3 separate regions of the Homo sapiens genome follow, and all the other regions are linked to region 3. Evidence: chromatin loops called from intact Hi-C (ENCODE). Cell type or tissue: endothelial cell of umbilical vein. All regions are shown on one strand. Links, peaks and the distances in the headings refer to the core of each region. The heading gives the core; the rest is flanking DNA. Region 1 overlaps TMEM51 (transmembrane protein 51). Region 2 overlaps TMEM51 (transmembrane protein 51). Region 3 overlaps FHAD1 (forkhead associated phosphopeptide binding domain 1).

Evidence for each region. A loop is a pair of places that touch in the nucleus more often than their neighbours do. Peaks named below come from ENCODE experiments on the same cell type or tissue, not always from the same donor. Only the 100,000 strongest peaks of a DNase experiment are listed, where the experiment ranks them.
Region 1: it touches region 3 in a loop (5-fold over the local background); 14 of 110 quality-filtered maps call a loop at or near these places.
Region 2: a loop joins it to region 3, with 4 times the contacts of the local background. A loop is called at or near these places in 15 of 110 quality-filtered maps.

Annotation. Positions count from the first base shown.
Region 1 is chr1:15,195,674-15,205,691 of GRCh38, reverse strand. All of the region lies in intron 1 of TMEM51 (transmembrane protein 51), which reads right to left. Among named protein-coding and RNA genes, the nearest start is that of TMEM51-AS2, 29 kb to the right of the region's middle. RefSeq lists enhancers at 261-430, 799-1,354. In endothelial cell of umbilical vein, for the core only: no CTCF peak of the experiment used is centred there; a DNase peak (open chromatin) is centred at 4,871; H3K27ac peaks cover 1,005 bases.
Region 2 is chr1:15,212,352-15,222,027 of GRCh38, reverse strand. TMEM51 (transmembrane protein 51) reads right to left here. Exons shown (of 4, transcript NM_001136218.2): 3 at 6,597-7,133; 4 at 1,550-2,702. The coding sequence starts at 6,940. The coding sequence ends at 2,285. Among named protein-coding and RNA genes, the nearest start is that of FHAD1, 30 kb to the left of the region's middle. In endothelial cell of umbilical vein, for the core only: no CTCF peak of the experiment used is centred there; a DNase peak (open chromatin) is centred at 3,317; H3K27ac peaks cover 1,324 bases.
Region 3 is chr1:15,267,231-15,277,248 of GRCh38, reverse strand. It overlaps FHAD1 (forkhead associated phosphopeptide binding domain 1), which reads right to left. Exons shown (of 34, transcript NM_001391957.1): 3 at 4,720-4,926. Among named protein-coding and RNA genes, the nearest start is that of FHAD1, 25 kb to the right of the region's middle. In endothelial cell of umbilical vein, for the core only: a CTCF peak has its summit at 4,519 (motif pointing right); a DNase peak (open chromatin) is centred at 4,528.

The sequences.
Region 1 (10,018 bases), core at 626-8,625, 72 kb after region 3:
ATAAGGACACAGGTTCCAAGACGGAAAGTAATTTTTCTAAGGTCACACAGTGAGTACGAGGCAGGGGTAGGGTACGCCTGATCCTAAAACCCACACTTTTAAACACCAAGTAGCACTGCCAAAATGGAGCGTGTCTGAAGAGCTTCCAAAAAGAATGACGGATTCAATTTGAGGAGGGCAGGGAGAAGGAAGATACGCATGCAGCTCTGCAGGGCCTTGAGGCCTCTGTGGCCTTCCTGTGGGTGGAATTTGGGGGTAAGAGATCAGGATATTCCAGGGTGAGGGCTCAGCCTCAGTAATCCCACAGCGATGGGAAAGTGGGCATCTTCCAGAATATGTCATGGCTTGCAGAGAAAAGAGGCAGCTTCCCTCCCCGACTCCAAACACAAGCTGTCGGTGCATTGTATAAAACCTGACATCACCAGGGTCCTTGCTAATCCACGTAAGTGTTGGAGAAATTAAGGAAGACAAGTTCATCTTGAAGACTCAAGGGACCAGAAGCAGAAGCAGCGAGTTCATGAACCATACATCTTTTCTTGAGGCACTTGACATAGTGTCTTTCTCTAAGCAGGTGGCTGGTGTCCAGCCTTATTTAGAAGGCTGGCACGGGGGACCCAGTCACATTCAGTATTTCTTGGGAAATGTGACATCTCACATTTCAGAGACTTCCTCTGCCAGGATAGCACTGAGGGATGCAGATCTCCTGTCCCCGTCAGCCCAATGTGAGTCTGACACCTCGAACCTTCTCCAGGTTCTGGCCATCGGTGTCTCTGGGGACAACAGCAGCAGCCCCCCGACCCTGGCAAACAAGGCTAAGCACAGGCTCTGACCATCAGCCAGACCCCCAGTACTCTAGTCCCCCAACCCCCAGCACATAGTTAGGGCACTGACACCCCAGGCACTTTACACAATTTAGCTCATTTATCCCACCCAACAGTCATATAAGGGAGGTACTGTCATCCCCACCTCTGTCCATTTTATCAAGGAATACGCTGAGGCACAGAGGTGGAGAAACTTGCCCAAAGTCTCAGTTTAGTAAGTGGCAGCGCCTGTCCACAAAGCCCCTTGTTTAGGCCGTCCTCATTCACGGAGCAGCAGAAAAGCCAGCCTTTCCACCAAGGCAGGGCAGAGTTCCCATCAATGAGGTCTCGCTCTCTCACCCAGGCTGGAGTGCAGTGGCGCGATCTTGGCTCACTGCAACCTCTGCCTTCCAGGTTCAAGTGATTCTCCTTGACTCAGCCTCCCAACTAGCTGGGATTACAGGCGTGCGCCACCACACCCGGCTAATTTTTGTATTTTTAGTAGAGACGAGGTTTCACCACGCTGGCCAGGCTAGTCTTAAACTCCTGACCTCAGGTGATCCGTCCGCCTCGGCCTCCCAAAGTGCTGGGATTACAGGCGTGAGCCACCTCACCCAGCCTAGGTGGACAACTTTGGAGGCTCAGCCCTGGAATCTGAAGAGTGGGAGGACTGGGGGCCTGGAAGAGAAGCTGGAGCCTGTCCCACGTTGCTGCCTGTGGTCAGTGTTCCTGGTGGCCAGCCAGGCTTGTGTGAACCTCGGTGCCATCTGGACTCAGCATTTGTCCTTGTGTGACAGGCAGTTCTGGACACTGACTGGACTCATTTAGTTTGTCTTCCCCAAGGGGCATTTTGCAGAAAAAAGGAGAGAAGTCACAGATGAGAATTTATCAAATCAGGGACTGCAGAGGGTGCTGGTGAGTATCCACTCCACCTGTTATGCCGTGGGACTGGGAGCCTGGGCTCCAGATCAGAGGCCGGGTTTGTATCTCAGCTCTGTAACTTAGTAATTACCTAGACAAGACAATTCTTAGGGCTCTCAGTCTCAGCTCTGTCATCTGTACAAAGTAAATTTTACTGGGATCTACCTCACTGGGTTTATAAGTGACGAGCTCAGAGTTTTGATTACAGGTGTTTATTCATTTACCTAACACAATATTAACTGAGCACCTACTATGGACCAAGTCCTGATCTAAGCACTGAGGACATAGAAACAATCAAAACAGACAGAAGGCCTTGTCCCCATAGAGCTCACATTAGAGTCTGTGGTATGGTAGCAGGTAATACAAGCTAAAAGAAAATAACAGAGCTGTGGGTAGTGATTTTAAAAACAGGCCAGGTGTGGTGGCTCATGTCTATAATCCCAACACCTTGGGAAGCCGATGCGGGTGGATCATGAGGTCAGGAGTTCGAGACCAGCCTGACCAACATGGTGAAACTCTGTCTCTACTGAAAAAAAAAAAATACAAAAATTAGCCGGGAGGGGTGGCGCACGCCTGTAATCCCAGCTACTCGGGAGGCTGAGGCAGGAGAATGGCTTGAACCAGGGAGGCGGAGGTTGCAAGTGAGCCGAGATCACGCCACTGCACTCCAGCCTGGGTGACAGAGCGAGACTCTGTCTCAAAAACAAAAAACAAAAAACGGTGGCCAGGTACACAGTCACCAAGAAAATGATATCTGAGCAGAGATTTGAAGGATGCGAGGGAGGAATCACATGAATACCTGGGGAAGAACATTCCAGGCAGAGGAGGGAACCACAGAGCCAAGGCTCTAAGTCAGGAGCCTGCCCAGCACTTTTCAGGGACCATAAAGCTGAAGAATCCATGAGTGAATACATTGAGGGCCTTGACCCAATGCCCTGCAGACAGTAGCTGCTCTAATTGTGCCAGAAATCCTTTAAAGGCCTATGGAGGCAGGTGGGCGTCCATTAATCTTTACAGAGGCCCAGAAGGGGTCAGAGACTAACTGAAGGCCATTCAAGTTAGGGGCAGAGAAGAAGCGGGGTCCTGCACAGGGTTCTTTGCTGCTCACCACCCTGTGTTTCTTGGAATTTGGGAACAGGCACATGGGAGGCTGAATCGTGGTCTTCAAAGATATCCGGGTCCTAATCAAAATTTGTAACTTCTAGCCTATATGGAAAAAGTGCCTTTTTGGACATGATTAAGTTAAGAATCTTGAGATGGGGAGATTACGTTGGATCATCCAGGTGGGCCCAATTTGATGAGTAGTAGCCTTATAAGAGGGAAGCAGAAAGGTCAAAGGAGGAAGCAGGAGATGGAATCATGGAAGCAGGAGGATGTGAGGAGAGAGTCACAAGTCCAGGGATGCAGGTGCCTCCAGGAGCTGGAAAAGGCAAGAAGACGCATGCTCTCCTAGAGCCTCTGGAGGAACCAGCCCTGCCCACATTGTGATGTTAACCCATGAAACTGAGGCTGGACTTCTGGCCTCCAGAACACATTTATTGCAAGACAATAAATGTGTGTTGTTTTCAGCCATGAAGTTTGGGGTAATTTGTTATGGCAGACCCAGGCAACTCCTGCAGGTGGCATTCCCGTTCACACCTGTGTATGGTGCCTGCCAGCACAGACTGTTTACCTACTCAATAGCTGATTTGATTAGGCACAGTTTCTCAATCCTGATAAAACCAATCGCTTGGTGAATTATGCGCCCTTTCCTCGTGTGGCCAGGTTGGAGGGAGGCTTGGCATGGCGGTGCTCCTCTACCAAGTTTACATTTTAACCCAGGATTCTGCTAACGAGCCAAGTTTACACTTGTTCTAACATTGCTGGGACCAACAAACTTGATAAAGGTATTCTCGTGCTTGAGTCAGCAGGCACCCCACTTCCTGGGGGCTCAAAACTGCAGTTCCAAAGTGCTGACGACAGGACAAGACTGACGTTTACTTTAAGTACTCATTATATGAGGGCTTTTAAGCCAAAAGTCGAGGTACGTGAAGCAGACAGCCAGCCCTCTGCAGGCCCACGAGTCCTGCAGAAGCAAGCCCTCTGTGTTCCCAGACTTTTCTTAGACCAGCTCTGATTCTGGAGATTAGGACGCCGTTTGAGAAAGTTTGTCCTGCCCATATCTGGACATTTTCTTTTTTAGCCACCGCAATGCTGTCTCTGTAGAAGTGGTTCCCAAACCTGCTGCCAAGAGCTCTTTTGGTATTGAGCCGAGCTTGTCCCCCTCCCCTCGCCATTCCCCGTTCCCTCATCTCCACTTTATACCTGACTTTCCTACTCGAAGCATCTTAGCCAGAGCTGCTTTCTCGAGTCCTGGGTTTCCTTCCTGTCTTCGATTTTTAGGAAGTCACTTGTCACACTTGATTCTTTTTCCAACTGTTACATTTCGGAATTGTGGCAACTACAGTGAACATTCTCCTAAGCTCCTATGAAATGCCAGTGCTGGGTGCCTTACATGCCTTTATTATTATTTATTACTTATTATTACTATTAATTTTATGTATTCCATTTTTAAATTTTATTTATACAATTTTAATACTCATTATATATTTACTTTTCTTTATTAATTTTATGTATTCTGTTTTGTTTTTATTTATAAAATTTTAATATATTTATTTTTCTTAACGACCTATTACGAATATTATTTACTTAATATAATCACAGTCTAATTTCTCAGTTATTTATTACCATGCTTAAACTTCCCAAGCTGATGAAAAAGTTTCTAGAATAAGCCCCATTTCACAGAAGAGGAGCCTGTAGTTAGGGAAGTTAAGAAACTTGCTCAAAGTCACACAGTGAATGGTGCAGCAAAGATTCAAACTAGACACGACTCACTCCGAGTGATTAGTTTTATCTGGATGAAGGAATTGTGCCCAGTCAAACCAACTATTGGGTAAGTAAACAGCCTGCGTGCTGGCAGGTGCCATATACAGGTGTGAGGCACCTGTGGCACACTCCACTGCCTGGTGCCTCCCGGGCCCCCCACTCCCACGAAGAGATCCTCCCTGTGCTGCGGCTGACAGAAACTTTCCCTAGGTCAGTTTCAGTCTCTGTGGTCAGGAGATACAATTCCCTGTTTTTCTTAGTGTCGTTTTTCCCTTCATGAAAACCAGCTTCCCCAGTGTGAGTCATTCAGTCCCCTGCAGCTCTGATACTCATCTGGATGTGTTGTAAATAATTGACGCTGAGATGTTTAATCATAAAACTGGAATTAAGGTTAAAAGGGGACAGCTTGCAGGGAAGGGGAGGGGAAGAGAGATTAAGAGCTTGTATTAGTTTGCTGGGGCTGATATAACCAGTACCACAGTCAGGGTGCCTGAAACAACAGAAATCTATTTTTTCACAATTCTATAGGCTGGAAGTCCAAGATCAAGGTTGGTTCCTTCTGAGCAAGGTTGGTTCCTTCTGAGGCCTCTCTCTGTGGCCTGTAGATGGCCACCTGTTCCCTCTGTCCTCACGCGGTTGTCCCTCCGTGTGTGTCTCTGTCCTAATCTCTCTCTTTTTTTTTTTTTTTTTTTTTTTTTGAGACAGAGTCTCGCTCTGTTGCCCAGGCTGGAGTACAGTGGCATGATCACAGTTCACTGCAGTCTCGATATCCCAGGCTCAGGCAATCCTTCTGCCTTAGCCTTCTGAGTAGCTGGGGACTATAGGTGCATGCCACCAAGCCTGGCATTTTTTTGTAAAGATGGAGTCTCCCAGTATGGCCCAGGCTGGTCTTGAAATCCTGGGCTCAGGAGATCCTCTTCTCACAAGGACACCAGTGATATTGGATTAGGGCCCACTCATATGACTTTACTTCACCTTGATCCCCTATGTAAAGGCCTTATCTCCAAATGCAATCCCATTCTGAGTACTGGGGACAGGGGGCTTCAACAAAGGAATTTGGCGGGGGACGCAATCCAGCCCACATTTGCTTCGCTTAGGCCCTCTTTCCCACTGGGTAATAAAAAAGATCTACCCTGGGCCGAGTGCTCACAACCTCCACGGTATTGCTAATATGTTTCACACATCATCTCCCAGCAGCCCCGGGAAGGAAGTGCTACGGTCCCCACTTCGCAGAGAAGTCAGGGCACAACAGCTCACAGGAGGGAACTAAATCCCACCTCTGCCCAGCAGCAGCTAGGATACAATATTGGTCTCATAGGGTTGAGGGGTGAGCGTGTTATCCACGTGGAGGGTTATCCAACAGAGTGTTTGGCTGGCTGTGTGCAGGTACCACAGGGAAAGTATATCATTTCAGAGCTGGAGGGCCCTGGTGACAGAGAAACATGGAGACTGGGGAGATGGGAGACTATGGCAGCTGAAGGCAAGGACCCTGGCATGCATCTGCTTCAGTAGCTGCTCCTTACGCCTCTCAGAATCTCAGTTTCCTCTTCTGTGTTTGGTGCTGCCAAGACATGATGCTGCAGGGAAAGCTGGCATTATGATTCCCCCAACCCGTGGCTAGCCCACCCTCACAACCACCTGCCCCCCTGGGTTTTAAAATCTCTGTGAACTGACCGGGTGTGGTGGCTCATGCCTGTAATCCCAGCACTTTGGGAGGGCAAGGAGGGTGGATCAGCTAAAAGTCAGGAGTTTGAGACCAGCCTGGCCAACATGGTGGGACCCCATCTCTACTTAAAATATAAAAAATCAGCCAGGCATGGTGGCGTGCGCCTGTAATCCCAGCTACTCGGGAGGCTGAGGCAGGAGAATTGCTTGAACCCAGGAGGCGGAGGTTGCAGTGAGCTGAGATTGCGCCGTTGCACTCCAGCCTGGGCAACAAGAGTGAAACTTCGTCTCCAAAAAAAAAAAAAGTCTCCGTGAACTAAAAAAAGACACAATCGACTTTCTTCACAGCCAGCATGGCATTATGGCATTCAGAAGTGGCCTCACTGTCTATAGAGAAGCCCTGGTGAAACTTCCATGCTGGAAAACGATTTCACAGGGCTCAGTGGGCACATCTTGGGTGTTTTTCCCCTCTGCCACGTCAATCTGTAAACACCAAGCAGGTCCCAGCTAAGGGCCGGAAACGGGGTTGACCTCCTGAGGAATGCACCAGAGAGATCTGGCCAAGGTGAGATGTCACCTGCCCGGCACAGCTCACCTCCAAGCACAGTGAGCCTGCTGCTCTTTCCTCCTTCTCCCTGTGCTGGAGGGAAAGAAAAGAGAGCGTGCCAATTCACTGGTCTGATGTTTTCATTTGGTCGGCAGGGTGGCTGAGTTTTGCCAGTTGGCCAGGTGGGGTGGCTCACGCCTGTGATCCCAGCACTTTGGGAGGCCGAGGCAGGCAGATCACTTGAGGTCAGGAGTTCAAGACCAGCCTGGTCAACATGGTGAAACCCCGTCTCTACTAAAAATACAAAAATTAGCCAGGCGTGGTGGCGGACACCTGTAGTCCCAGCTACTCGGGAGGCTGAGGCACCGAGAATCACTTGAACCCGGGAGGCAGAGGTTGTAGTGAGCTGAGATCACGCTACTGCACTCCAGCCTGGGCAACACAGTGAGACTCTGTTTCAAAAAATAATAGTAATACTAATTTTGCCTATTTGTGGTTCCCAATATCCGTGTTCCCCTTCCTCCATAGTAAGCTGATGCTCGGCTTTCCGTGGCTTCCTAGAATAAAGATAGCAGTACCCAGCCTCTTAGGCAGCTCACTAGCGGTTGCATGTGACTAAGTTCTGGCCAATGGGATATAAGCAGGGTGTGTATAGGGGGTGGGGCACATTCAGGAAGGGAAACATGTTAAATGAGGAGACATGTCTCCCCCTGCTTCCCACTTCCTATTGGTTCTAGTGCAGATGTGATGGTTGGAGCTCAAGCAGCCATACTAGGATGTGAGGTAGAGACTGGCAGAGCAGCAAGATAGAAGGAGCCTAGGTCCCTGAGGATCACGGTGCTGCCTTTTCAGCCCTGGACTGCTGACCTCTGGACTCTGTTTACATAAGAGAAAAATAAAGGTTTATCTTATTGAATCTGCTTTTTTTTTTTTTTTTTTGTCATGTATAGCCAAAGCTACGCCTGTCCACACAGGCTGAGAGGTTCACGGTTGTGGGAGGAAAGGTGGTGGCTGGCTGGGTGCAGATACCACAAGGAAAGGGACATAGTTTCAGAGCTGGAGGGCCCTGGTGACAGACACAGCGAGATCAGGGAAGTGGAGGGCTACGGCAGCTGAAGGAAAGGACCCTGGTGTGCATCTGCTTCACTAGCTGCTCCTTCCACCACTGAGAGCCTCGGTTTCCTCATCTGTAAAATGGCAACAATGATACCATCCCGACAAGAGAGTACACAGAGCCTGTGCCCATAATCGGAGCACTGGTCACAACACACACTTAGCAGGAATGAGGTGAGTGATTCAGTACGGGGCTTTTGGAGAGAGCCTCAGTACGGGGCTTTTGGAGAGAGCCTCAGCCAGAAGCAGGGTAAGAAGATGGCCTGGGTAAAGATGCAGAGAAGGCCTCTTCAGTCAGAGAGGCCGGGAAGCCCTGAAAACGCAGGGTCCAAAGGTCACAGGAGGAGGTGTCCAACAGGGAGGGGCACCGGTCAGTCTCAAGCGCCCCAGAGAAGTTGAGAGGATGCTGTTGTTTTACCTGCCCAGCAGGCACTCCTAACCTGCTGGGAACAGTGCCTGGTTTTCCTTCTCTAGGGCCCTCCCCATTCTCAGTCCATATGACTTTGATTCTGGCTCAAGGGGCAGGCACATGCCCAGGCCTGGCCAATCAGGGCCTCCCACACTCTGGGGCACAGTGATAATTTCAAGACGGACACGTAACCCACACTGGGCCAATGAGTTTCAAATTTTAACTTTCCCTGGAATTGCTGAGAAAGAGACACTCCTCCATTGCATAGGCAGCTCAGAGCATTGGGCAGAGAAAGCCTGCCTGGGAATGAATGAACACAGCAAAAAGCAGAACCAAACGGCAGGGAGTGAGTCCTCATGGCACTGTTTGCAAACCTGGATCCCGCTGTGTCTGAAGAACCCTGGAGGGCTGAGTGATAAGAGCTCATTCATTACACTGAGTTTTCTGTCTCCTGCATTTGAAAGAGTCCTAGAATGCCAAAACTAGAAACTGAATTCTAGTCAACACTTATCTTTAGAATTCTGCACTACATCCCAGGGCCAACTAGCTGAATTAATAGGTGACTTGAAATTATGTTGTCACTGTTGTTTAATGCACATACTTGTTCATAAGTCTTTTTAAATTGGAAACTGGGAAAACAATTTTTTTGAAATGACATGTAAAATTGGATGGTCATTCTGGTACCAGTCTGGAAGCACTTAATTCAATAAAATTAAAGGGCTGGGTACAATAGTTCATGCCTGTAATGCCAGTGCTTTGCGAGGCTCAAGTGGGAGGATTGTTTGAGGCCAGGAGTTTGAGACCAGCCCAGGAAACATAGAAAGACCCTGTCTCTTGCTGTGTGTGCTGGTGCACCATGTCTCTAGAAAACAAAGTCTCCACATACTCCCTCACAGTGGTATGCTGGTAAACTAGCTCTCTCTCCCTCCCCCTCTCTCTTTCACATGTGTGCATGCACACGCACACACACACACACATGCACACACACACACAGCCCAGATTTGTAGTGATTGCCACGGCCCATCGCTGTGGTGTAAATATTCCCATCACAGCACTATCGAGCTACTGACACGATGTCACTGAACTCGGAGTAGGGAGGAGATGTGCATAATTGGCTGTTGTAAAGTGGTCCAAGCTCACTCTGGCACAGCACGGCAGGTCTCCAGCTGAGTTCACATCCCACACAGGGCCCGTGGGTGAGGCTGTCCACTGCAGCAGTCTGGGTGTCTCTGGGTGGGGGATGGATGGGTGGATGAGCTAGGCGCACACCATGCAGTGCCATGCAATTGTCAGATGCAGTGAGTGAGATGCACACACAGCAAAGTCGCAGGAATAAAAACTCAGGGCTGAGGACTGCCTCCATCTTTTAAGTGATGGGGAGGGAACTTTTTGCCTTGAGTAAGCCACGGAGTTGCAGGTCTCTGAGGACCCACACATAATTGATACTCTCAACACATCTCAGAAAAAGAAGTTCAGCCAGGACTGCTTGGGCTTCTTTCCCACAAGCCACGTCTCCTGGGAATCCTGCTGGGTCAAGGCCGAGGGCAGTCGGTTGGGCAGGAGATGCTCGTTAGGAGCTGGGCTCTGTGCTCAGGCTGCTGGAGTCTGGAATCAGGCTCAGTACCCACTAGGTGTGCAACCCTGGGCCAGCTCTTCCCTCAGTCTCAGAATGGGGGTGATGTGAGGACAAAGTGACAT
Region 2 (9,676 bases), core at 1-8,000, 55 kb after region 3:
GGAGAGTCCATCCCTTGCTTCTTCCTGATTCCGGTGTCTGCCGGCCTTCCTGGACTTGTAGATTGATCACTCCCATCTCTGCCTCTGGGATGACATTGTCTCCTCCTCTTCTGTATATACTCTCCCCGTCTTTTGCTTGTGAGGACATTTGTGGTTGGCATTAAGGGCCCACCTGGCAAACCCAGGACAATCCCATCATCTTCAATCCTTAATCACATCTGCAAAAACTTTACCATACGAGGTAATATTCACTGGTTCCAGGGATTAGGGTCTGATACCTTTGGGGACCACCAATCAGCCCACCCAAGCCTCACAACTCCTTCTCCCCCGTGGAGGATCTAGACTAGGGAGACACCCCAAAAGGTTTCTACCAGAAGCCAGATTGAGAGCTCTTCCAGAAAGTCATTTCTCAACTCATCTGGGTCCTTACTCTTCTCTTCTATTTTCCTCCCATTTATCCTCTGGTTTGGAAGAAGCACAGAAAGTAACAGGAAAGCAAGCCCAGCCCAGAGACATGAGACACAAAGAGCCATGGGTCGGCTCAGGAGTGGGCCGGGGAACGGACCAGGCCTCTGGGTGTCTGTCCCATGCCACAAAGCCAATCCCAACATCTCCCCTTTTAATAATGCATCGCATAAGGAAAGTGAAAGTTTCGAACTTTAGTCACTACTGCTAATCTTGAGATAAGAAGGTAACTCGGTGCCTGTCATCCCTTCCCTGTCCACCGGAGCTTGTTAGGAAAACATCTGGGCCTGGGAATTACTCTTCCAACCAGGTTGACACAGACTCCTCAGCAGGCTGGCTCCATGCCCACCAATAGCAGGAAGGCTTCCTTTGGACTTGGGTCTGTTTTCCCAGACACTCACTCCACGGTCAAGATCCTGACCCCAGAGGTCTCCATTCCCCTCCTATGTCCCCTCTTCAACAGCGTGCGATCCCCTGAGCATTTCTTATTCATTGCACTGCTTTTCTGAGCTGCATAGACTCACTTTCCCCCTCCAGGGGGACATGCTCACCCACCCCCTACACTTACATAGCCTGTCAGTTCTGGGGGCAGAGGACAGGCTGCACTGAGCTCCCTCCTGGGCCAGTTCTCAGCAGAGGGAGATAGGAAGGATGCCTAGACAGGTAGAAAGCTGCTGTTCAAACAACCAGAACTTTCTTTTGGGTGCATAGGTTGACAGAGACAACCTCTGAACTTGAGAAGTGCAAGTCTTCATTCAAAGTCTGGAAAAGCTCTTTACACTGAGCTGTATGGGGGGTGTGTAAGAACTCAGGCCTTGGAGCCAGGCAACCTGGGCTCAAACCCCAGCTCTACTGCTTACTAGCAGTGTGACACAGGGCACTTACATTAACCTAAAGCCTCTGTGAGCTGACAACAGAATGGCATTATTACCAGACTTGGGTCCAGACAAAATGGGGTGATGTGTGAAATGCTTAGCACAACACTGGGCATAAGTATTCAGTACATATTAGCTATTATTATTGCCATTTTCCCCTAAGAAAGTCAGTATTGGGAGAGCTGCTAAAGTAACTCAGCACCCAAATGTACTACATATAAAATATTTTATTACAAAAAGCTCCATTGCATGGCATTTCAAAAAGAACATTTCCTACAGTTTTCTTTCTTCTTCTTTTTTTTTTTTTTTTTGCTGTTACACAGAAGAGACTAGTTAAGTGTACCATTGAAGACTATTATGCATCACGTGCCTACGTTCATCAGGCCTTAAGCCCTCAAAGAACAACAGCATCAGGGGCTCTGCGAGAGCCGCCACCTGAGCCTCACCGCTTAGTTCATAAAACAGCCCTGTGTCCTTTCTACAAAGCCAGGTCGTGTTTTCTACCCACAGTTCAGGACTCCAGCGTAGACAGCAAACACAAAACTTGTTTCCTTTTTGAAACAAAACAGTCTTAGTAGAAGCAAAACAAACAACCACAATCTAAACCAGCCGCGAGGAACCCTTTCCTAGCTGGAAAGGAGAATGTGTCGCCAGCGATTCGGAGTGAAAAGGATGGGAAGATGCCTGTGCCACACCCTTGAATGTGGTCCACAGATTCACCAGCTCCAAGGCAGCATCTCTTTCCAAAGCACCTGCAGCAGGAGGCTGTGTGGGGCAACAAAGTCACTCCTGATACAGAGAATCCCCCCCCGCCCGCCGCCATCCAAATGGCTCCATGCACAGCTGGCCCCTCCGCTTCTCAACTGTGGCTCATGTGGCTTTGTTAGAGTCTTGGGGGTGAAAGGTGTGAGAGACAGGAGGGAGCGTGGCTCAAGTGGGGCCATTCAGTCGGGCGGCCGGGTGTCGGGGGCCTTCTCCTGGACTTCATCATACTGCGGTGGAGGAGTCAAAGGCTCTATCGAGGGAGGAGGGACGTTTTTGTCTGGGAGGTTGATCCTAAAGTCTTTGAGGTGAAGCTTTTCAGATTTAATCCTTCGAACTTTCAGCGGTTTCAGTCGTTTGGCCAACTTAGAGTTCTGCCTGTCAGGGGGGTTCCCAGGGCTGGCCTCCACGTCAGCCCTGGTGGATGTGGGGGTGGTCTCGTCGAGCCCCGTCAGTGACTCATAGGACGGGAGAGAGATGCTCAACCTCGGGTTCTGCTCCTCTCCCCTTGCTTCTGAGTAGTTTGTGTTCATCACTTCCTCGTAGCTGGGAACATAGTACCTTGAGGCAGCCTCCTCATCCTCCTCTTCTTCCTCCTGGCTGCAAGAAGACACACAGACAGGGAGAGTGTTAGCCTGTGCTCAAGTCATTCAAAATCCCAAAGGGATGGGCTCCAAAGAGTCCACACACAGCAGCCTTGTAAATAACAAATGGGTCTTAGAGGCAATAAAAGTGAATACTTCAAGTGTTTACTATGAGCTGGGCTCCCTTCTAAGTATTTTAGCAAATATGAACCAATTTCAGATTCCTGACAACACTATGAGTTAAGTACTAGTCATGCAGGACAGGACAGGTGAGTCCCCAAATTGGGGCTTAGCCTGGGAGGGTTCTTGGCTTCATCAAGGAAGGAATTCAAGGGTGAGCCAGTGGTGTTAGACCACAATTCTTTATTGAAGGGCACTGCTTCTTGTGGAGCAGGGCTAACTCATAGGCAGTACACCCTGAGTTGGCCACATAGGGGCTCTTGGAAATTGTATTTATACCCACTTTTAGTCACATGCAAATTAAGGGGTGGGTTAATGCAAATTGAGGGGCAAGCTATTTAAGACTTCCTAGGAAAGGTAACTTCTGGGTCGTTACCATGGAAAGGGATGGTAACTGCCAGGTCGTTGTCATGGCAATTGTAAACTGTCATGGCACTGGTGAGAGTGTCCCATGCTGATGAGCAATGAGGGCAGCCAGGGATCACCCTCGTTCCCGTTTGCTGGCTTTGGCTAGTGTTTTTTTAAACCTTATCTCATCTGGACCACATCCTGTTTTGGTCAGCAGGGTTATGATCAGAAAACAAGTCCTGCCTGTTTTCTATCTCACTATTATTATAATACCCAATTTATAGATGGACTGAGATACATCAAGATTAAATGACTTGGTCAGACCTTCAGGAAATGGGAGGGCAGGAAGTGAACACTGTACTCTCAACTACTCCACCATGTTATCTGGGTGTTAAACCTCCTTTGCCTTTAAGCCTTTCCCACTTAGCGACATGCTGCGTGAGCTATTCCAATGCTCAGCTGGGTCCTTTGGTCAAAGGCAACACAGAAATGTACAAAGTTGCTACCAACTTTCAGTAGAGAAAGAATATCTGAAATATAACATTTATGTGTGTCTCAAATTATTCTGTAATTTTATCTTCCAAGTTTATCCCAAGACTCAAAAAGATCAGGTCCTCTCAGCCTTATTCTCATTTGACTGTTGAAAGAGAAAACCAAAAAGTCAGGATATTTTCTACACATTTGTCAGAATTAACGCCAATAGCCACTTTCCAGGACTCTATACTTGAACCTGTGGGGTGATCATGGCCAACATCAGAAACCTCAAAGTCTGCCTTGGTTTTCCTCCCACCCTCCTTTAGGAATGAACTCAAATGTGCTCACAGCTAGGGTGGGGAATGATGAGTGATTGATATTTGTTCTTTTCTATATTTCTCAAGTTTTCTAGAATAAGCATGTGTGATGGTTAATTTTAGGTGTCAACCTGACTGGCCATGGTTGCCCATATTAAACACTGTGAGAGTGAGGGTGTTTCTGGAAGATACTAGCATTCAGCTCGGTGGGCTCTGTAAGGCAGATTCCCCTCCTCAGTGTGGTGGCACCATCCAACCCATGGAGGCCCTAGATAGACCCAAAGTCAGAGCAAGCAGGAATTTGACTCATTTCTCCCTGCCTCACTGCTTGAGCTGGGACATCTCATTTCATCTTCTCCTGCTCTCAGACTAGGATCTATACCCTCACCTCTCCTCGTTCTCAATCAGGCCTTCAAACTCAGAATGAATTATACCCCTTGCTTTCCTGGGTCTGCAGCTTACAGATGGCAAATTGTGGGACTTTTTGGCTTCCATGATCCCAGGAACTAATTCCTCATAATAAATCTCCATTTAAAAAAATATATATCCCCCTGGTTCTGTGTCTCTGGAGAACCCTGACCAATACAGCATATATTATTCTTTGCTATCAGAAAATGAGTTTAATTTGGAAATTGTATTTGTACCCACTTACACCCACTTTCAATTATGTGCAAAAGTAAGAAGTGGGTTAATGTAAATTGAAGGGCAAGCTATTTAGAACATTCTAGGAAAGGGATGGTAACTTCCAGGTCATTACCATGGAAAGGGGTGGTAACTGGTAACATTGGAGGGCAGAAATCCCTTCAATATAATGAGATTTTTTTTTCTTCTGGTGTGTACCCACAAGTGGCATTGCTGAATCATTTGGCAGCTCAATTTTGAGTTTTTTGAAGAAACTCTAAACTTCTCCACAGTGGTTGCACTAATTTACATTCCCACCATTAGTGTACCAAGGGTTCCCTTTAATCCATATTACATTAAGAACAATTCCCTTCCCACTATAAAGATAAGAAATGCTTGTAGAAAATTCAAACAACACAGAAACATCTAATGAAGAAAAGAAAAACATCCCGAATCCTTCTACCTGGAGACAAACCACTGTAACATTCTGGTGTATACCTTTCCTACCCCTCTCCAATCCCACAGCCACAACATTTGATGGGACCATAACCTGACCAAAGATGCTGTATTATATCCCCCTTTTCTCATTGTTGTGGATATGGTCCCACATTAACAAATATAGATCAACAGTTGCTGCATAGAACTCCATTGAATAGGTACGTCATTTAACTCAGTAGGTGGTTTTTTAGGTTGTTTCTAAGTTTTTGTTATCCTAAACAATGATCTGATAAATATACTGGTACAAACTCCTTTGCACCTGTGGGACTGTCTCCCAGGGATAAACTCTTATAAATAGGATCAATACGCACATCTTCAGTACTGCCCCTTATGGTGAAACTCTTAAGAAAGTTTCTATCAGTCAACATTTCATCAGCAATCCATCTTCCCTACAACTCTCCAACAGTAGGGGCTGTCTATCTTGATCAATATGATAGGCAAAAAAAAGAAAAGACATCTTTTTGCTTGCATTTCATGACTAATGAAGTTGAACATCTATTGGTTGAACATCTATGGAATATTCATAATCTTTGTCTGTTTCCTATTGGTATATTCATCTTACATATTCATTTCTAAGAGCTCTTTTTATAATAGGGATATCAACTATTATCATATCTTCCCCAATGTATCACTTATCTTTTAAATTTGTTGGTGGCATTTTTGCTCAAATGGAAAATTGCTTCCCAGCCATTTCAAATTAAAGCATACACACAGCATGCTGGGGTGAAGGGACAAGCAAATATGCTGGCCACCCCAGGCCCTGTTCAGTGACCCTGGGCGGGTCAAAATGCTGGTTCACTTAAGAGTAATGGCCTCCAGCTCCATCCAAGTTGCTGCAAAAGACAGTTTTTTGTTTTTGTATTTTTTTTTTTGAGACAGAGTCTCACTCTGTCACCCAGGCTGGAGTGCAGTGGCGGTATCTCAGCTCACTCACTGCAATCTCCACTCCCCTGGGTTCAAGCGATTCTCATGCCTCAGCCTCCCCAGTAGCTGGGACTACAGGCATGTGCCACCATGCCCAGCTAATTTTTGTATTCTTAGTAGAGACAGGGTTTCACCATGTTGGCCAGGCTGGTCTCAAACTCCTGACCTCAAGTGATCCACCTGCCTCGGCCTCCCAAAGTTCTGGAATTACAGGAGTGAGCCACTGCACCTGGCCCAAAAGACAGTATTTTGTTCCTTTTTATGGCTGAATAGTATTCCATGGTGTAAAAATCTATTGTAATAAAATTTTTAAAAAATCTTGGTTTACCTGTAATCCATTTGTACCATGCTATTTGGGAAGCTCTGGTAGAAAAGTCTAAAGTTATTTGTAAAATGATAAACCGTTTTGACAGAGGCGTCATGGGCGAACATGGGACAATAAAGCCTGTAGATGACAGTCTTTTCACCACGGAAAGGTGTGAACATGTGTGTGCATGCGTGCGTGCCCATCCCCGATCCGGGGAGGGAAGGGGACAGTCAGGCCTCACCTGTCTTCCTCCTGGGCGTGAGGCCCAGCGCCTGTCGGGTGCTGGACATGGGCCAGGTCCTCGCCCTGCCGCTGCTTCCTCTTATCCCTGATACTCAGGCAGATAGAAAGCAGCAGCAGCATCACCCCGGCCCCGACCAGCACGTAGGCCACAGAGAAGGTCTTGCTCTTGAGGATGCCGCCACCCACCTCGGTCTTGTTGCTGCCCTGAGCTGTTGGCTTCTCGGCCGCGCTGAAGCCGGGTACCAGGTTCCACATGGCCATGATCACCCCAAGGACCAGCATCCCCAGGCCGATGGCGGTCAGCGCATAGTGCGAGCCATTGGCCTTGGACTGGGCCATCATGTCAGTGGGAGGAGGGCGAGGCCCAGTTCCAAGAAAGAAAATAAATGTATACAAGGCAGCAGTCACAACAAAAACCCCTTAAATGCGCTCCACAAAATCTCTCGCCCCACACTAGAAAATATCAGCTGAACTCCTGCGGGATGGTTCCGAGCAATCGCGAGGCCTCCCGTGCGGATGGCTGCGGTGGAAGGGCCTGGAAGGAAAGCAGAAAGAGCAGAGAGGACGATCAGTTCCGATTCCAGACGCTTTGTGAATGTGGCGGCTCTGCTCTTGAAGGAGTTAGGCAGCAGCACCGAGCACGCCGGCTCTGGCTGGGCCTCGCCTTTGATGCATTCCAGATGTCTTACGTGCTCAGGCTCCTTGTGCGAGGCTGCGAGAAGGGAGGCCGGTCTGCCCAGCCCGCTACTCCCTGAAAAGGAAAAGCCAGACCTTTCCCTGCTGGAGGCCAGAAAGGTCGGAGCTCAGGTCATTAAAACATTGTGTGGAATTTAATGAAGTGCAGTAAAATCGTAGCTCTTGCTGGAGGCTGCTGGGAGAGTGAGCGATGGGATGAATGGTCCACAATCGATGGTTGTAACAGACTCACCTGGGGGACAGGGCCTCAGCCAATGGTATGACCAGGCCAAACAGCCTACTGTCATCTGTTCCCCACCCTCAATGGCTCCCTACTTCCTGCAGGAGAAAATCCAGCTTCTTAGAATGATGCTGCTCATGGTGGCCTTAGCCTGGCTCCTGCCTCTCCTACTGCATGTCTCAGCCTGCCTTTCTTTGCACTACCCACCCCCAACCACCCTCCAGAACATTTCTCTGGTCACCCATAGCTCAGATGCCCCTTTCATGTGCTCCCCAAATCCTCCAGCAACCACCGTGGTGAGTCTCTCTCTTCCCATGACCACATTGTCATCATCTCTAAGCCTGGCACACAGCAGGGACTCAAAAAATGTTTGCAGAGTTCATGCCTGTAATCCCAGCACTTGGGGAGGCCGAGGTGGATGGATCACGAGGTCAAGAGATCAAGACCATCCTGGCCAACATGGTAAAACCCCGTCTCTACTAAAAATACAAAAAAAAAAAAAAAAAAGGCTGGGTGCTGTGGCACGTGCCAGTAATCCCAACTATTTGGGAGGCTGAGGCAGGAGAATTGCTTGAACCTGGGAGATGGAGGTTGCAGTGAGCCGAGATTGTGCCACTGCACTCCAGCCTGGGTGACAGAGCAAGACTCTGTCTCGAAAAAAAAAAGTTTGCAGAGTCAATGTTGGATGAAATGAATGCAGGCCACATGAAGTCACCCAGCAAGACAAGCTTCTCTGAAACCACATCGAGTTCTCCCTTTGTTAAAAGGGACACAGGCCTGCACATTCTTCCTCTCCGCTCCTGTGCCCAGCTGGACAAAATAAACCTTCTTTCCACAAAGCAGCCCAGAGACCCTGCGCTAAAGGGAGCAGCCAGCGGTCCTGGGATTCCACAGCATTTGTTGGTTGAGAGCGAGCCAGAGAAGCAGTCACTCAAGGCTTTAGTTTAGAACATTCTCAAGGACTGAGGAGGAGGAGCAAGCAATGCCCCTTGCTAAACCTCTCCCCCATACATTATTCCTGTGACAGGAACTTTTGCAAAACAGTAAAATTTACAAGATGTTTAGCTGGGCAAGGACCTGTTTTCAATTCTGCATTTTTTCCAGTCTCTCCGAAAGGATGACTGACCAGGCTGCTTGAAATCTGATGCTGCGAAGATATTTTCTTGTGAAACCATGAGTTTATCTGAAATTGGCCACTTTGTTAAAAGAGACTCTAAAAATATTTGGAACAACATCCTTTATCAGCTTTAAGTCTGTTCCTTCTTTTTTTCACCCAACAAATATTTCTTGTGCATCTCACTACCTCCTAAGTAGCGAGTTAGGCACTGGAGAAACAGCAGTGAGCAAGTTAAGGATTAGCAGAGCTTCTAGGCCAGCAGGAAAATGATCTATAGGGAATACCAATAAAGTAAGAAGGAAGTACAGGAACTGTGGGATTAGACAGCAGGGTGTCCTAGCTCAGGGCTGTGGGACATACAGAAAGTCTATGTGGGAGAGGATTCCCACTGGCCTAATTGGGCCTGAACCCTGAATGCACAGCACTGTGTATGTGCACGTGCGTGAACGCACTGGCTCTGCTCTTGAAGGAGTTAAGAAGAAGCACCAAGGCACACTGGGGCATGAACACGTGTGCATATATGTTTATGCACACATGAGCACATGTGCATGCGTGCGAGCACCTATGTACATATGCATGCATATGTATGGAATATGAACAGGTAGGATGGGCATGTGTGTGGCGTGCAGGGCGCTGAACAGGGATCCCACTGCAGACAGCTGCGGTAGGACCAGATGGGACCGTACACAAGGATATTTATTTCTTACAGTATCACTCATGGCTGGCAAAAGGAAGGATGGGGGCTCTGGCAGCCTTAGGAATGCACCGGTTCTACCAAATGGATCTGGGACAAGGTCAGACTCGGAGGGTGGAGAAGTACACAGCCAGGGGGTTGTGCTGGAAGCAGGAGTGATGAAAATACCACGTTCTGAGCACATGCTAAGTGCCTGACAGGCAGGCCTTGTACGTGGGACGCTGAGAGTGTGGTTAGCAGACTAGTGATTTGAGCCGCTTTAACCCCCTCACTGCCTGCCCTCATTCGTTCTCCATTCCAGCTTTGCCTTATGCTGCACGAGAGAAAGACAGGCTCCAGATGTGAATCATG
Region 3 (10,018 bases), core at 604-8,603:
ATGTTGGGCAGGATGTCATGAGGTTGCAAGAGGGTCGAAGGACTGCATCCAGAAGTCATGTGGGAAGCTCTGGCTGGAATGGGAGCAGGGCAGAACAGGCCAACGTAGGTTTCCTTACCTAGCTGCTTTATAAGAACAGCACTAGTGTTCACAGGACAACCCTCACTCACAGCTCCTTTCCTGGAAATCATAAAGCACTAAAGAAACCAACAAGCAAACATCATAATGGCAGAAACAACGCGGCAAGCACATCTGACTTTGTGACTTGGATTTCACACGCCTGACACTTAGGCAGGGAGTCAGTGTTACTACTCAACAGTTGCTTCAGGGCATCGCAAATGGCCCTGTAGGTTATGCCTCGCACAACTCCAGGGGGTGCCATCTTTGTGGACTCTACTGTGAATGGTGACTGGAGTTGTGCAAGGTGGTGGCCCTAGGCTATACTTTTTTTTTTTTTGAGAGAGTCTCACTCTGTTGCCCAGGCTGTGGCATGATCTTCGCTCATTGCAACCTCTGCCTCCCGGGTTCAAGCAATTCTTGTGCCTCAGCCTCCTGACTAGCTGGGACTATAGGTATGTGCCACCACGCCTGGCTAATTTTTTGTGTTTTGGGTAGACATGGGGTTTCACTATGTTGGCCAGGCTGGTCTTGAACTCCTGGCCTCAAGCGATCCTCCTGCCTTGGCCTCCCAAAGTGCTGGGATTACAGGCATGAGTCACCACGCCCGGCCCCTAGGCTATACTTTGGCAAAAAAGCTATGATATATAACGTGTACTCTTAAGCATATCGTGGGTGCCAATGTACTTTGTAAACCAAGAGTTTCTTTCTGTTTTTCTACCTTGTATGTCACTCCATGGGTAAGTTATTTGCAAAGGCATCCACCTGGTAGTTGGGAGGTCTTGGGAGGTTTTCTGTCCATGGGAAGGCTCACAGTGGAGGCAGGTGGCTGCTAGCGTGCTCCTCTTACCTTCCTGCTATCATAGGCACCAGATACTGGGCTAAGCAATTTGCAAACAATGACCCGTTTACTACTACAGTAACCCCACATGAGGAACTATTAGGATTCCAATTTTACAGAAATGGGAACTGAGGCTTTGAGAGGTGAAGCAACTTGTGCATGATCCCACAGCTGGTCAAGAGCAGGGCAGAACTGTGTGGGGCAGACTCACTTGAACTTCAGGACACCCACGCTAGCCACTGTGATGTCTACAAACACATTTGGGTCTCTAACTTCTGCCTCCACCTCCCATTTCCTATTGAAATGGCTGTCACGTCCCTCTCTGTTGGTTATGGTCACCACAAAGCCTGAAATAAATTTTTCTGTTTGGGAACTCTTTCTTGGGAAAAGAACAGCTAAGCCTTACAATATTAGGACAGTCCTCTTCCAAAGGAAACAATCCTTGAAAACTCTACCGCGGGGAAGACACAGCCCCCTCTCTAGGGACTCAAAGAATCAATAAGAGACAAGAGCATGCTGGAATCAAGACAGCTACACATTTCTTAGAAAAACTGGACCCCAAAATGAGATGAGATTTGATGAGAGACGCTCTTCACTACCTCCTTTTTTCTTTTTTATAGCTCACAGGTCGAGGTCATCAGGCAAATAGAAAGGGAAGCCATCAGAAAGAGAAACTCAGTCCACATGGCTGCCCTCACTCAGGCCTGCAAAGGACCCTTTGTCACTAAGAGGAAGCCTGCACGAATGTCTCTTGATCTAGGAATGCTCTGAAAGGGAGCCGAGAGCAGTTTTGTGAGGATGGGGTGGAGGCGGACAGGGGGTCTTCTGAGGAAAACCTGGCAGGGACAGAGGCTCGGCTTGCCCCCTGGAAACGCTCGGGCTGCTGTGAGGTACTCTGGGCATGGGCCAGGGGGCAGATGTCTGGCTGCCAAAAGTCCCTTAGCTAATAAAGCAGGAGGCAACTGCATGTAGAAATAAGAATTTTTAAAATTCATGTACAGCCAAGTGACTGTAAAAGTGTGCTTTGTTGGCCAGGCGCGGTGGCTCACGCCTGTAATCCCAGCACTTTGGGAGGCTGAGACGGGCGGATCACGAGGTCAGGAGATCGAGACCATCCTGGCTAACACGGTGAAACCCCATCTCTACTAAAAATACAAAAAATTAGCCAGGCATGGTGGTGGGCACCTGTAGTCCCAGCTACTCGGGAGGCTGAGGCAGGAGAATGGCGTGAACCCGGGAGGCTGAGCTTGCAGCGAGCCGAGCTCGGGCCACTGTACTCCAGCCTGGGCGACAGAGTGAGACTCCGTCTCAAAAAAAAAAAAGTGTGCTTTGTTGTCTTTGAAAACCAGTTGATGATACTGCTGCACCTAGCAGCTGACCCAATGGTTTTCTCCCAATTGTTACCTGCAAGTGGAGACAGAGTTTAATTCACAGTGACTAGCTGTGTGGTCCTGGGCAAATTACTTAACCTCTCTGAGTTTCAGATTCCTTGTCTGCAAAATGGGGATCATGAGAGAGCCCATGCCCTAGGCTGTTGCATTAAATAAGGGAAAGCAGGTAAATGCCTTAGCACAGTGTCCCTCCTGCTCCTCCTCATTATTCCATTATAATAACTCTACCGTTCTCATTCACTAACAAAATATAAACTATTATACAAAACAGAATCTTTTTTTTTTTTTGAGGCGGAGTCTTGCTCTGTCACCCAGGCTGGAGTGCAGTGGCATGATCTCGGCTCACGGCAACCTCCACCTCCTGGGTCCAAGCAATTCTCCTGCCTCAGCCTCCAGAGTAGCTGGGACTACAGGCGCCCGCCACCATGCCCAGCTAATTTTTTTTTTGTATTTCAGTAGAGACGGGGTTTCACCGTGTTGCCCAGGCTGGTCGCAAACTCCTGAGCTCAGGCAATCTGCCCGGCTCGGCCTCCCAAAGTGCTGGGATTACAGGTGTGAGCCACCATGCCTGGCCAAAACAGAATCTTTTATAATACATTCTTTTGCTCCTTCAGAAGTGAAGGTTGGACATCTTTACCACTGGGTGACACACTTATGTGATTAAAACAAAATACCCCTCCCCAAATTTGTACACTTAGGTTCACAGCTGCATCATTTGCAATAGGCAAAAGGCGGAAGGAGCCCACGTGTCTACCCATGGAAGAACGGATAAGCAAAATGTGGTCTCTCATACAAGGGAGCATTCTTCAGCTTTCAAAAGGAAGGACAGTCTGACGCATGCTACAACATGGATGAACCTTGAGGACTTGGTGCTGAGTGAAACCAGCTAGACACAAAAGGACAAATATCGTATGATTTCGCTTATACAAGGTACCCAGAGTAGTCAGATTCACAGAGACAGGAAGTAGAACGGTGGTCGTTAGAGGCTAGGGTGAGAGGGCAACAGGGAGACAGTGTGCTCTTGTTTAATAGGGGCAGAGTTTCAGTTTTGCAAAATGAAAAGAGTTCTGTGGATCGACGGTGTGACAGCAGCGCCACAATGTGAATGCACTCAACACTGAACTGTTCCTTAGAAACGGTGAATACGGTGAATTTCATGTTATATGTATTTTACCACAGTTTAAAACATAAAAAATTGCACAAACCAACACAAAAAGTCAAGTATCTCACAGGTTTCTTTCTAGGATGTACATGGTGATGGCAATGTTCTGAAAGTGGCTTGTGGTGATGGCTGCACCCCTCTGTAAATATACTGAAATGTGTTGAATTGTACGCTTAAAATGGGCAGGGTTTATGCTGCATAAATTATACTTCTATAAAGCTGTTCAAAGCAAGGAAGCAAAGAAATGCTAAGGTCATGAGGAACCCTGTAGTGTGACGGGTGCACTTAATGTCTTGGTTGTGGCAATGGCTTCACAGGTATATCCATGTTCCCAAACCTAGCAAATGATGTACTTTGGACATGTACAGTTTTACTGTATGTCAACTATACCTCAATAAAGCTGCATTTTAAAAAAAAGCAGCATAGTTATCCACATAAGAATGAACCCCTTATATTTTATTAAACAATGCCCCTTTTGATGGGCATTTAGGTTTCAAATGTTATGCCACTACAAATAATACTTCAATAAATACCTTTGTATGAAAAAAAAGAAATAGAGATATTGTGCATCCTCCTCCTCCCCCACTGGCAAGTCACAAAATTAGAATCTCCCATGGAGGGGCCCCGGGAACCTGTAATTTTACTGAACAGTCCCCCTCAAATTCTGATAATCAGACATGTTTAGGGAAACACTGGCTCGGACTTCACAGATTTGGCTTTTCAGGCGCTTATGTGTTAAGAGCGTCTACTTGGACACTGAGTTTCAGGCTCTACAGACATTCTCTTGATGCCATGTGCCGTCAAGAAGGCAGAGACCTGGGCATATGAAGAAGTCTGGCCCAGGTCACAGAGCTAGGAAGGAGCAGCGTGCTCATCTACCTAAAAATGAAATCCACCTCTGCATTTTCAAAAGCACACCTTGTTTTCCGCCTCCTCTCAGGAAGTTGCACATTTTTGGAAAACTGGTTCTATGTGAGCCAAGATGCAACTCCAAGAAATGCCCAGAAGAGGGTGCTAAGATTCTCTCCTTCCTGGGACCCGCCAGAATGACTCAGAACTCCACAGGGTCCACTCTGTCTCTGCTGCCTGTGTGCAGCGTGCGATCACAGTGGCACCAATGTGGATAAGCGCCACCCTGCAGCTGCATCCGAGCGCCGGGCTGCACGAAGGCGACATGGCCCCTCTATCCCCCAGTGGCCCGGACTCACCGGAGGTGGATTTTCAATGACCAGTTCATAGGTCAGCCCTGCAGACCCAAATCTCAGGATGTCTCCAGGGATGAGCTTCACAGCCACGTTTTGAATGTGGCACTCGTTGACAAACGTGCCGTTGCGGGAATTGAAGTCCTGGAGAACAAAGCTGCACTCCGCCTCGTTATATTCAATGAGTGCATGGTGGTTGTCGATGTCAGGAGACTGCAACGGAGAAGGAGGACAGTCGTAGCCATGAAAACAAAAATGACACGGCCCCTAATGTTTTGAGCTGAGTGCCTTACCTGTTTTGCCGCCGCCAGATCATCACGACAATCCTCATTTTAAAAGGAGGAGGCTGAGGATCAGAGAGGTTAAGCGACTTGCCCAAGGCCACACAGCTAGTGTGTGAAGGAGCTTGGGATATGTGCTCTGTCTGACACCAGACCTGGGGACAGGTACCTAAGTTGTTGAGTGGGGAAATCAGGCAACACAAAGGCAAAGGGATCTTGGGAGAGTCATATTGGACAAATATGGGACCAGGGAATTGGCCATTTTCTTTTCTTTTTGTTTTTGTTTTTATTTTTATTTTTTATTTTACCAAAACCGAAAATCGTCAAGGAATTGGCCATTTTCTTTTTCCCTGACTCCACATGGGTATTTATGGTGGTACTCAGTACCAGGACAGGAGGCAAAAATGGCCCAAACAAGAAATAGAGAAAAGTACTAAAGAAGCCATTACCGTTACTTATAATCCCACCCTCACCAGTGGCAGCCATGGTTAACATTGAGGTTCACATCCTTCCACGTTTTTTTTCTATGCTTACGTCCTTTTAAATTTTTTTAAACAAAATTAATCACACCCTACATACATAGTTTTATAACTACCTTTGAAAAACCTTGATGTACAATAAATATTTCCCATGCGATTAGTTATTTCCATTGCTTTTTAAAAGCTATTCAGGATTTGCCTAACCACAGATGGCCCGCTTTTCAAAAGGGGGCTTGGTGTGACCATGTTTCCCCAAAGGAAAGGGGCCCCAGCCAGTGTGTCTGCAAACTGATGGCAAGGGACAGAAGCTCCTCTGTAATTTCACTTTAATAAGAGGACTGAGTGAAGCTCAGCACAAAGGAGGTGACTGCATGTTCCCCTGGTTGCAGGGCCCTGGAGGGATGAAGGGAAATGTTCTGACTGTGAGCTGCAGGGCACACTGAAGTCTTCGTCTTTTATTTTTGAGACAGAGTCTCGCTCCGTCACCCAGGCTGGAGTGTGGTGGCACGATCTCGGCTCACTGCAGCCTCCACCTCCTGGGTTCAAGGAATTCTTCTGCCTCAGCCTCCCGAGTAGCTGGGACTACAGGCATGTGCTACCACGCCCAGCTAATTTTTTTTTTTTTTTTTTTTTTTCCGAGATGGAGTCTCGCTCTGTTGCCCAGGCTGGAGTGCAGTGGTGCGATCTTAGCTCACTGCAAGCTCTGCCTCCCGGGTTCACGCCATTCTCCTGCCTCAGCCTCCCAAGTAGCTGGGACTACAGGCGCCTGCCACCACGCCTGGCTAATTTTCTGTATTTTTAGTAGAGGCGGGGTTTCACCATGTTAGCCAGGATGGTCTCCATCTCCTGACCTCGTGGTCCACCCACCTCGGCCTCCCAAAATGCTGGGATCACAGGCATGAGAGACGGGGTTTCACCATACTGGCTAGGCTGGTCTCAAACTCCTGACCTCATGATCCGCACGCCCCAGCCTCCTAAAGTGCTGGGATTACAGGCGTGAGCCACCGTGCCCGGCCAAAGTCTTCATCTTTTAAGGGCACTGTCAACCAGACATCCATGCCAGCTTGAGACTTTGCAACTATTTTCTAAGTTTATCTTCTCAGGGTGCCCTGTCCAGCTTTTATATAAAAGTACTTGCATGTAGACAACTAAAGTTCCATCATATAACAACCTAGAGCTTATATTAATAATAGAATATATTAATATGTATACTAGAGTAACAATAAAACATATTACTTACACATTACAAGCCAGGAGATTGCTTAGTGCTTTATTGCATTGCCCTATTTCATCTTCACAACAATCTAGAGATAGTTTCCCATTTGGTAGATAGGGAAACTGAGACACAGAATGAATTTACCCAAAGTCACCCCGCTTGACAAGTCACCTGGCTTGTACTCAGGTTCGCCTGATTCAAATGTCTGTGCTATTAGCCACTTTCCAAGTTTCCACCAAACACTTTGCCACCCAAAATATTAAAATAAAAAAGAAAGCTGAAGTAGCTATACTAACTGCGGCCAAGGCAGTTTCAGAACAAGAAAAACTGGGGATAAAGAGAAGCATTAGGCCAGGTGTGGTGGCTCATGCCTGTAATCCCAGCACTTTGGGAGGCCAGGGCGGGCAGATCCCCTGAGGTCAGGAGTTTGAGACCAGCCTGGCCAACATGGTGAAAACCCATCTCTACTAAAAATACAAAAATTAGCTGGGTGTAGTGGTGCACACTTGTAATCCCAGCTACTCAGTAGGCTGTGGAAGGAGAATCACTTGAACCCAGTAGGTGGAGGTTGCAGTGAGCTGAGACCATGCCATTGCACTCCAGCCTGGGTGACATGAGTGAAACTCAAAAAAAAAAAAAAAAAAGAGAGCCATAAATAATGGTAAAGGGGTAATTCTCCAAGAAGACATAACAATGCTTGATGTGCATGCACCTAACAACAGAGTGCCAAAATACACAAGGCAAAAGCTGACAGAACTGCAAAGAAAAACAGATAAGCCCAATATGACAGCTGAAACTTCCACAACCCTCTGTCAGTAATTAGCAGAGCCAGCAGGCAGAAAATTAGTAAAGGCATAGTTAAACTGAACAACACCGTCAATCAACAAGATCTAATTGATATTTATAGAACACTTAACCCAACAACAACAAGGTGCACGTTCTTCTTGGGCTGACATGGAACACTCACTAAGCTATACCACATTCTGAGCCATAAAACACACCTCAATGAATTTAAAGGAATAGAAATCATGTAGAATATGCTCTCAGACCACAATGGAAGTAAACTTGAAATCAGTAACAGAAAGATAGGTGGAAAATCCCAAAACATTTGGAGATTAAACAACACATTTCTAAATAACACACGGTGAAGGAAGAAATCTCAGGAGAAATTAAAAATTATCTTAACTAAATGAAAATGAAAATACCACTTAAAATTTGTGGGAAGCAGTGAAAGCAGTGCTTACAGGGAAATTTATAGCCTTGAATGCACACATAAGAAAAGAAGAAAGATCTGAAATCAATAATCAAAGTTTCTACCTTAGGAGACTAGAGGAAGAAGAGCAGTATAAGCCTAACATAGACAGAAGAACTGAAAGAAATATTAGATCAGAAATGAATGAAATTGAAGACAATAGAGAGAATCAAAGAAAACAAAAGTTGGTTCTTTGGAAAGATCAATAGAACTGACAAACCTCTAGTAGGTAACCAAGAAAAAAAGAGAGAAGACACAAATTATTGATATCAGACATGAAAGAGAGGCCATCACAGCTGATCCCATGGATATATTTATTATGGAATATTTATATTCTATAATAAATATAGAGTGAACAGGCAACCTACAAAATGGGAGAAAATTTTCACAACCTACTCATCTGACAAAGGGCTAATATCCAGAATCTACAATGAACTCAAACAAATTTACAAGAAAAAAACAAACAACCCCATCAAAAAGTGGGCAAAGGACATGAACAGACACTTCTCAAAAGAAGACATTTATGCAGCCAAAAAACACATGAAAAAATGCTCACCATCACTGGCTATCAGAGAAATGCAAATCAAAACCACAATGAGATACCATCTCACACCAGTTAGAATGGCAATCATTAAAAAGTCAGGAAACAACAGGTGCTGGAGAGGTTGTGGAGAAATAGGAACACTTTTACACTGTTGGTGGGACTGTAAACTAGTTCAACCATTGTGGAAGTCAGTGTGGCGATTCCTCAGGGATCTAGAACTAGAAATACCATTTGACCCAGCCATCCCATTACTGGGTATATACCCAAAGGACTATAAATCGCGCTGCTATAAAGACACATGCACACGTATGTTTATTGCAGCACTATTCACAATAGCAAAGACTTGGAACCAACCCAAATGTCCAACAATGATAGACTGGATTAAGAAAATGTGGCACATATACACCATTGAATACTATGCAGCCATAAAAAATGATGAGTTCATGTCCTTTGTAGGGACATGGATGAAATTGGAAATCATCATTCTCACTAAACTATTGCAAGAACAAAAAACCAAACACCGTATATTCTCACTCATAGGTGGGAATTGAACAATGAGAACACATGGACACAGGAAGGGGAACATCACACTCTGGGGACTGTTGTGGGGTGGGGGGAGGGGGAAGGGATAGCTTTAGGAGATATACCTAATGCTAAATGACGAGTTAATGGGTGCAGCACACCAGCATGGCACATGTATACATATGTAACTAACCTGCACATTGTGCACATGTACCCTAAAACTTAAAAGTATAATAATAATAAAATTAAAAAAAGAAAAGAAAATGTAAAGAACAGCAAATATATATATATTTTTTATATTCCTATTTATATGCTATAAAACATATTTTATATATACCATATTTTTATATCATATCAATATATTTATATTATATTTATAATATATAAAATATTTATTTTATAAATATATGCTATATAAAATTTATATTTATAATTTATATATCATTTATATTATTATTTTATATATTATTTATAATGATATATAAAGGAATATTATGAACAGCTCTCTGTCCACAAATTTGATAACTTAGATGAAATGGACCAATTTCTTGAAAGACACAATTTACCCAAACTCATACAAGGAGGAATAGATGATCTGGGCCCTTATCTATTAAAGAATTTGAATCAATAGTTAATAACCTTCTAAAACAGAAAGCACCAGGCCCAGATGGGTTCCCTGGTGAATTCTATCAGACATTTAAGGAAGAAATGATACCAGCTCCCTACAATCTCTTCCAGAAAATAGAAGCAGGAGGAATACTTCCTAACTTATTCTGTGAGGCCAATATCACCTGAATACCCAATCAAGATAAAGACATTACAAGAAAGGAAAACTAGAAGCCAATATCTCCCATATACATAGACGTGAAGTCTTCAACAAAATATTAGTGAATATAATCCAACAATGTATAAAAATAATTATACACCACAACTAAGTGGGATTTATTCCAGGTATTCAAGAACTGATTTGGCGTTTGAAAATCAATTAATGTAATCCATTGCATCAAGAGG